Linked DNA regions of Mus musculus: region 2 is linked to region 1. A link is a contact called in ENCODE Hi-C data. All regions are on one chromosome and are shown on one strand. The core of a region is the stretch at or near the end of the contact, and the rest is flanking DNA. Distances in the headings are between cores, read along the strand shown. Region 1 holds the start of Tmem132e (transmembrane protein 132E). Region 2 holds the start of Rffl (ring finger and FYVE like domain containing protein).

Region 1 (4,294 bases), core at 49-2,548:
TGACCACTACAAACGGACGGTTCTCTCAAACATCCAGATGGCTCGCTCCACTAAGGCCTTCTCCAATTCTGTCCTTGGCTCACCCTCTCGGGAGTGGGGCATCAGAGTCTTATATCCCTAGCTAGTCCTTTGCTGGTTGGGGAATTGTCCCGGGTCAGCTGGTTTCACTTGGGCGCAGCAGAGGGCCGCTTCCCCGCCGCCCCTGCCCCCTTGCTTCCACAGCTCCCTTTCTCTCGTTTAGGTTTGCGCCCCTCTCCTCCTGGAGCATCTCCAGCTTGCGGAAGCCCGCCGCAGCGCCCTCCTGGCTCATCTTGAGTTCCCACTCTGGGTGGGGGAGGTTGTCCTACTACCCCCTGCCTCCAACCTTCATATCCCCCATCTCACTGCTGGGGCGCACCATCCCCGGGTTCCTCCCTCCGTCACCCCTTTCCGGCAGAGCCCAGAGCCCAGGGCGAGCCTGGGGAGCAGACGCAACAGATTGCAGAACGCTGGAGCGCGGCCCCGCTGCCTTCGCGCGCCGCCAGTCTCCCGGCCCGCGCCCGCTGCCCAGACCCCCGCCCGACTTGCTCTGCGAGCCGGCCGGCCATTGAGATGCTGCTCACAAGCCTCCCGGGCCCCAACCGTGCGCGTCCCTGTCCTAGGCCCGCCGCAGGAAGCCAGACAGCCGGCGGCACGGCCCGCACCCGCCTGCGCGCCGGGCCCGGAAGCCGCGATCTCGCCGGTCCCAGTGGTCCCCAGCCCCTCGCGCTGCATGGGGAGCTGCGGCCGGGTACCCGAGACTCGACCTAGCTGATCTCTCGCACCCCTCTAGATATCCGTGAGCTGACACGCCCCCAGGGTCTCGGGTTTTTCCCTGAATTCTAACTCTGAGACCGAGGAATCTACCCCCCCCCCGCCCCAATCTCCCCTGGACCGACCTCGGTCCCCTCAGCGGACTCCCGCTGCAGCCGGGAACCGTGCTGGTAGCGACGGCGGAGAGTCCAGGGGAACACTGGGATGAGGTGCTCCTTCCTTCGGTTCTCTCTGCGCCCCCTCCAGGGGCGCCCGCCGCATCTTCACCCCGAGTCTGCGCCGCGACACTTACCGTGGGCGAGCAGCACAGAGAGGCAGAGTAGGGCGGCGCCGCGGCGGCCCGACATCCCTGGGGCCATGGCCGAAGCGGGGGCAGGAGGGGTCCGAGGGTGTAGAGATCCACGGCGAATTGGTCTCAGGCTGGGCTCGGTCGCCTCCAACTCACTGGCGCCCAGCTGTGTCTGTTGAGGCTTCGGGGGCCAGAAAGCGCAATTCGGGGACACTTTGAGGGGAGGGGCGTCCCGGGCACCACCGGCTACACCCTCGGAGCCGGCGGGGGCGCAGCTCGGGGCGGGAGGAGTCTCCACCTCCCCGGGCTGGTGCCCCCTGCAGGATCTGCGAGGAGAGGGGGGAGCCGCACGTGCGGTCCCAGGGCCCGGTGGCCACCAACGTCCCGGTGGCTGCCGAGGGCCGCGTGCCGAAGCCCCTGGCCTCGCCGCGCCGCTCAGATCCGTACTCGCTCGTAGGTACAGAACCCCAACGCGAACTCGAATCGCCTCGGTTTCGGTGGTAACCCCACATGCACAGCGCGGCTTTCTTCCTCTCCCAAGCGCCCTGCAGCAGTAGGGAAAATCCCAGGTCGGGAGGAAACGGATGATTTCTTTCGCAAAGAGAGAAAATCCAGGCAACTTTAATCCATCCGGGGAAGGAAAAGTTTCCTTGCAGGGATGAGACAGGCGACGCGGGTCGCCACCACCCTAGGCGACGCCCAGACGAAACGTCTGAGGTGGGGGACCAGATGTTTGTCCCTTCGCAGTGCTCGGTCTTGGACTCCAGCACTCTCTCCAGTCTCGACCGGGGTCTGCGCTAGCACAGGCCAACTCGGCGCCGCCTGGCCAGGCTGGGGTTCGGTGGCTGGAGCAAGGGTGGAGCTCTAGGCACTCGCTGCCCCATGGAGATGAAGCTAGGAGAAGCGAAGGAGCGGAAGCGCCAGCTAAGGCGCCCCAGCTCGAGCCGTTTCTTCCCAGAGCGTCTCCTCCAGTATCCAGCCCGTAAGCGTTGTAGGATGAGAGATGGGGTGGTCAGCCCTCGGCAGCACCGGCTACCCTTTTCTTTCCTCTCCGGTAGGGTGTCGCTGTCTCAGCACAGGGGTACCTTGCCCCGCCTCACACCTCTCCTCGCTTTCCCGGGGGAACCTACACAAACCTTGAACTTTTCCGAGGTTCACAGTCTCCGATCCCTCGTCCTACCCATCACCCCCGCCTTGCCCCTGGACACCCGCTCGCCCGTTGCCTCGGTGCGGCAGGGCACAGGCTGTCGCTCTTTCGGAGTCAGTCTGGGCGAGTAGATCGCCGCTCCAGTCCCAGCTACGGGTGGCAAGAAGCGGGAGCGCGGCCAGTGGGCTAAGGCAACCGCACCTGCGCAGCCCCTGGCCGGAGAGGCAGCAGCGGGTACCTAGGCGGCCTAGAAAAGATAGAGATGCCGATAGGGGTCCAGCTCTCCTTGGACGTGGGGTTGGGGAAGAAGAAGAATCAAGGACCAGAGGAAAAAAAAAAGAGGCGGGGGAGCCACAGTTGACCGAAGCAGTCGCTGCCACCTCCACGGCGCTCCTCGGTAAATGGTTGAAGAAAGACACACACACACACTGATGCTCGCTGCCCTCCTCCTCGGTCCGGCATCCAGCGCCCACCAGGACCGTAGCGGGCGGGCGCCCAGCTTGGCGCGCTCGCTCCCTTTTCCTCCCTCCCCTCCCAGATTCCCCGTGATCACGTGGCCCCGGAGCGCGCAGCCCACGGCTCGCGCGCCACGGAGACTTCCCCCTCCCCCGGCTCCCCTGTCTGTCCACGTGTCCATTCCGCATTCCCAGCCTGGGGGCGCGCGCGGCTCCTTAATGAGAGCCGGCCCAGGGCTGGCCTCGCCGTTCAGTTCTACTCCGCTTTACATTTAATTTTTTTCCCCCTCTGAGATTAAGGTTGGTGCGATCCGAGAGGGGTCGGTCGGCTGCTGCGACTGCGGTTCTCCTGAGCAGACGCCACAGCCGAAGCCGACCGAGGTCCCTTTTCAGGGAATGCCAGCTCCCCGCAGGGTGCCGGAGATGTTTTCGGTGGTTCTATCCGAGGCGCGGGTAGGGGGCAGCCTCCCACAGCCTCTGAGTCCTCCTGGGTCTGCAGGGCACCCGGTGGGAATCAGACAAGCTGCCGCGCCCAGCTCCTCTGGTTGGAGCTCCTCGGGTAAGAGGCAAGGGGCGCCGCTGGAGGCCGAGGAGAGACTTGCCTCTGCCTACAGGTTGTTTTGCAAACCTCTGAAAGGTGTCCGGGCGCGGAGGTGGGTGGGTGGGTGCGAGAAACTGCCCCTCTGTACTCTCACCCAGTCATCAGCTGAAGAGAGGGGGGTGTGAGGCAGACATTCACTCCCACCATCGCGCCTTTTCCATTAGAACGCAACCCAAATCAGACCCGACCGTCAACCGCCAATAGTCAATCAGGCATGAGATCAATGGCAATGATCTGACAGCATTATTGGATGTCACGAGGGAATCCTGAGAGGTCTGATCTCTATCAGTCCTACTCTGGAGGGGCAGTCTCTTGTCCCATGGGCATAGCCCATAGTGAGAGAATAGAACTTGAGAGTCACCCGTTATACCAGATGGAGTATGGGCTAGACAGATCAGAGCAATGGCTGGTGGGACTCTCCGTCTACACTTTATCTGTCATACTCGGGTCTTTTCTAGCCTTCCTGATCCTGTGAGTGTCCTTTTTGGGAAAATGGGTTTGGATGATGACGATAGGAACCTTCCTTGCCCCCCCCCCCCCCAGCTGCTGACTATCCCTGCTTAGGTTTCATATTGGAACCTGCCTAGCTGTTCTTGCTCCTCCCTCATAGCTCAGAGGTTCAGTGGGGAGAGCTAACAGTCTATTGGAGGCCCTGGGGAAAGACTATGCTGTAGTAGTCAAAGAAGATGATTCTCATTAGGTCCCTAATGCCTGGTGGCAATTAATGTCACCTAAGGGCTTATTAACCATCCCAAGGAGAGGCAAGCCAGCTACCAGCTCTCTCTCCTCCACCCCCAATCTGTGATGTTGAGGCATAGAGTACAGGACCCACTAAACACAAGCAGAATCCTTCTGGCCCTGACCACCAGCCCACTGGGGATCCAGAACTTAGGGATGGCTGGATGAAGGAGACAAAGCTGCTTCCTCTAAGATGCTGCCCAGGCTGCCCTTCTCCACAGCTTCTGTAGCTGACTCAAGAGCCAGTTCAGGTGAGGGCCCACCCTACCCTC
Region 2 (4,580 bases), core at 551-3,050, 480 kb before region 1:
ACTAAATACTATTGCTCGCCGAAAAGGATTTCAGATTACTCGCACAATGGGTACATTATTGAATGCCTCTGCGGAAGGGCACGATAAAGATGAAAAATTGTGATGGTGATAACGCCTAAGGTGGAGAAAGGAGGGGTGTGGGTCCGAGGCCTCGCTCCAGTAAGCTGCTCATTATTTAGCAGCAGTCGGATGATTTAGCCACAATATGGACCAGAGGGCCCTGAAAAAAGGATTTCTGTTGGATACCATGAATTCAGGCCCTGATTATCGTCCGACTGGGGGTGGGGTGGGGTGGGGTGGGGGGTAAGTGCACTTCCTTTTCAGAACTGGGCACTCTGGTTGTGAGTTAACAACAACAACAACAAAAATCGCAGGTCTGGATCTCCTTTCACTTCTGTTTTGGACCTATTACATGTCTGTGGCTATCATTCATATCCAGAGATGGACAGTGTGGTGAAGAACCTGTGTCTCCAGCACGGCGCTCAGACCCATTTCAGAAATATCAGAGGATGGACAATGTTGGTGCGTCAAAGGAACGGAAACCAGAAAGGGAAGGGAGAAAATGATATACACCTTTGTGGAGGAAAAAGTCCGGAGAGAAGCGGAGCTCATAGGGAACTGCAGCAAAGCGAAGCTGCAGAAATAAGCAGGCAGGAGAAAGGGGCAAGGGGCGAACATCCAACTCAGGTGCCAGGGGTCCTTAGAAGGCGGGGCTCCCTGTACACTCCAGGTTGGAGAAAGAAAGAGTTTTGCATCTGAGTTCTGCTTTTCTCTGTGTGGAAGCTCGAAAATTACTTAAAATGTAGATCCTTGTTGATAACAAGCATATAACAGTACAGAGCGTGCTGGGGTGTTCTGAGAACTGGAAATAGCAAAGGGCTTATAAAGTGAGTCTGGTACGGATGCACATATTTTAGCTCTGGTTCCCTTCTGATAGTCTTTATTTTAAAATACAAGGGGTAGCACTGTGGTAGAGCACTTGTCTAGTATGTACAAAAATCCCAAGCACCAAAATATTGAATAAATCAAAATACAAATTGCTCAGGAAAACTCTGAGAGGTCTTTGATGGGAACCTGAAGCATAAGAAAATGATGTCACTAGACACCAGCCAGAAGAATTAGCATTTATATGACTTCCGTGACTAGGCATCTTCTTAGATCACTGGCTAATGATCCCCTATGCTACCCTGGTGTTTTATGCTTTACTAAGGCCTTTGTGCATTATCTCATTTAATGTGCGGGCCCAACCGGCCTTTCTGGGATGGGGAAGATATTGGAAAGGTTAAGTGCCTGCCAAAAGGTGCACGGGTGATGAACGATGGCTGGGTGGTTTCTTAGCAGTCGTTTTTATTGTACTGCAACCTTTCTCAGCTGTGTCCCCACCTTCCTAACATGAAAGTAGCTTATCCAAGGAGGAAAAGACAGGTTATGATGCCCCACTGAATTGGCTTTTAATATCGCCAAGAAACTTAATAAATTAGATGAGTCTGGGGTTCTGGAAATCTGTCGGGTACGATGAAACATGAAATCAAGGGTTCAATATTCAAACTTTACTATAAAGCTAGTTAGTGATCTTAAGGGACTTGCTCAAGATCACCACATAAGGGATTGGTTGGCTCGGCCTAGACTGGGGACTCCACACCTAGCCGGGCTCCGACAGAGGGCGCTCGCGGAGGCTTGCACTCTAGACCGCCGCGCGCCCGATTCCTCTCTATGGTGGCGGGGGCGTGCGCTCCCGCGGGGGTGGGGTGGAGGGCGGGGCCGCAAGCCGGGAGGGCGGGGCCGCACGCTGGACGGGCGGGGCCCACGCCGAGCCGCGGGGGACTGGGTTAGTGGGGGTGGACTTCCTGGGGCCGCCCGTGAGGATGTGGTTCGGGCACCCGGGCGCCCCTCAGGCGTGGAGTTGCGGCGGCCGCAGACCCCGCAGCCCCGCTGCCTGAGTGGCCGCGGTCGGGATCTGGCCTCTGCCGTCCCAGGTGTGGCCCGGCAGCGTCCGCGGCAGGTGAGGAGGCGGTGGCTGTGGCTGTGGCGGGTTGGGCTGGAGGATCCGGTGCTTCAGGCTGTGCTCCGGGGGGTGTGAGGATCCAGCTGCGCTCCGGGAGTGGGGCAGCCCTTTCCAGGAACTCCCCACCGCCAGGTCACCCCACACCTGTCCCATGAAAGTGCCGCAAAGCATTTCGTCTGTGTGCGCCGTAACCCGGGACGTGTGTCCTCAACTTGTACCCAAGTGTCGTAAGAACCCGGTAGGTCCTGGGGAAGGATGCATTTCTGTAGGACAGAAAACCGTCTACAGAGGCAGAGCTTTGGCGGCACTGGCTCTCTACCAGGAGGACCCTGGAGATTCGGAGTTTGGAGGTTAGATGGGAAGTTTGGGATGCTGCTCTCCCCTCCTCCCTCCTCCCTGCCAGAGTCTGCTGTCTGCCTCTTGGGAGTCGACCTCTGTCCCCGACGTGTGTTAGGTCGCCACTGTGTGGTCCTGGCCGAGACTCAGAGGGAAGTAGGGCCCCTCTCCAGCTGGCTGCCCAGGAGACATTTGACCGGGCATGGGGAAGTCTGGGTAGATCAGGGGAGTCCACAGCCTTTCCTGGCGTCTGTTTGAGCTCCGATTTAAGACCGGTAGAAAAAAACAACAGCAGCGTACTTCTTCCTTTTTTCTTTTTTTTTTTAAAGCTGTCATGGGGGTGGGGGGGTGCTGTTGTGTAATCGAGGAAGATTTCCACATTCCTCTCAGTCCACCACGGGGAAGATTATTCTTAGCTCGGAAATGGGGTTTTACCCACAACTCACACTCTGTGCCCTGGTTAAAGGCTAGAGTGACGCATGAACAAACACCCCAGGATGCGTGTGGCCTTCCAAGAAAATAGTAACCTCCTTATGTATGTTTTGGCTGGTGGCTTGGAGAACCGAGAGACTTCCTGTCGCCACTTTTGAGAGCTGCATGGTGGTTCTTGCCTTGACAGTTCAGTATACTGAAATGTGGGCAAGGCTGTTCGAATACTGTGGCATTTTTCTAGGAATGGAAGGGGACTATGTCCTGGGCAGTTTGTAGAGTTCTAAGACCAAAACTGGCCGTATATTTCCTTTGTGGCAGCTTCCTTATCCTTCCCTCCTCTCCCCCCCCCCCCCATTCTTTCTAATGTTAGCAACTGTTTGTAAAATTTCATATTTGCTAATTCTGGACTCCAGAGTACAGTTAAAAAGTTGTGGTTTATTGGAGGACAGTAGCAGATTGATGTGTCAGGGCTAATTAATAACTTGATGGTGTTCAAAGATGTCCATGTAACAGAGGATACACACTCACCTTAATGTTTAATCACAGAGCCCAGTACATTAAAACTTCTTAGGCCGGGCAGTGGTGGCGCACGTCTTTAATCCCAGCACTTGGGAGGCAGAGGCAGGCGGATTTCTGATTTTGAGGCCAGCCTGGTCTACAGAGTGAGTTCCAGGACAGCCAGGGCTATAGAGAAACCCTGTCTTGGAAAATCCAACCAAAAAACAAAAAAGTTCTTATATTGATTAGCTGTGATCCTGACTCTTTACACTGGGATCCAGGGTTGTAAATCCATCAAATTGACCAATTTAACCAAGTGCTAAAATAAAAACAAAAAAAGAGAAAGCTGTTCTCAGAAAGCTTAAGTTCTTTCTTTCTTTCTTTCTTTCTTTCTTTCTTTCTTTCTTTCTTCTTTTTAGGTTTTTTTCGAGACAGTGTTTCTCTGTAGCCCTGGCTGTCCTGGAACTCACTTTGTAGACCAGGCTGGCCTCGAACTCAGAAATCCACCTGCCTCTGCCTCCCAAGTGCTGGGATAAAAGGTCTGCGCCACCAGGCCCAGGGCTTAAGTGTTTTCAAACTTTCTATCCACCAAGCCCATTGACCTAAGTACTTAGTAACATGTAATAGAAATGCCTGGTAAAGGGATTTTCATTGACATGTTTAACAAATAGCAACATTAACAAAAAGATGGTTTCCTTTCCAATTACAGGAGACTTGTGAAGTTTAATGCAGCCACTTTGGACTGTGTGAGCCACACCTGCTACTTTCTGACATCATCTACATAAACCTAAGGAATGCTGGGGAGGGAGCTAGGTACACTGGGTTTTATTCCTATCATAGAATCTTTAATACTGCTGTTATTTTAATGGGGTGTTAGGGACTTTTATCGCCAAACTTGTGCTGGTAATATATTTATGTTTGGAGAGGAGAGAAAGATTAACTGCTGCACCTCACAGTCTGTCTCTAGAGTTTAGAGTTGGAGTATCATTCAGTTTGATGAGACTAGACCGTTTAGATTGCTCCTAGTGAAGTCTCAAGGGAGGGGCTGCTTTGCTTGCGTTGGAATTGAGTACTTGGTGGAGGCTACTGGTTCTTAGCACTGTGTAGGGAGCTGGTGGTGGGAGGGGGTGGAACTGAGGGTTTTGCCCATACTACAACCGTAGCCCAGGACAGCGAGGGCTACAGAGAAAAAAAAACTAAAAAAAGAAAGAAAGAAAGAAAGAAAGAAAGAAAGAAAGAAAGAAAGAAAGAAAGAACTTAAGCTTTCTGAGAACAGCTTTCTCTTTTTTGTTTTTATTTTAGCACTTGG

The links. A loop is a pair of places that touch in the nucleus more often than their neighbours do.
Region 2: a loop to region 1 is called in a map of left cerebral cortex, with 2.5 times the contacts of the local background. The contact joins the promoter of Rffl here to the promoter of Tmem132e in region 1. A Hi-C loop is called at or near these places in 3 of 37 maps with a recorded cell type or tissue (left cerebral cortex and regulatory T cell).

What each region holds. Positions count from the first base shown.
Region 1 is chr11:82,385,904-82,390,197 of GRCm38, reverse strand. Tmem132e (transmembrane protein 132E) reads right to left here and starts at 1,298. Exons shown (of 9, transcript NM_001304439.1): 1 at 1,085-1,298. The coding sequence starts at 1,151. Gm38577 (a long non-coding RNA gene) reads left to right here and starts at 2,758. Exons shown (of 3, transcript XR_880073.3): 1 at 2,758-3,242.
Region 2 is chr11:82,868,430-82,873,009 of GRCm38, reverse strand. Rffl (ring finger and FYVE like domain containing protein) reads left to right here and starts at 1,800. Exons shown (of 7, transcript NM_001007465.3): 1 at 1,800-2,002. It also overlaps a transcript of Rad51d not described here.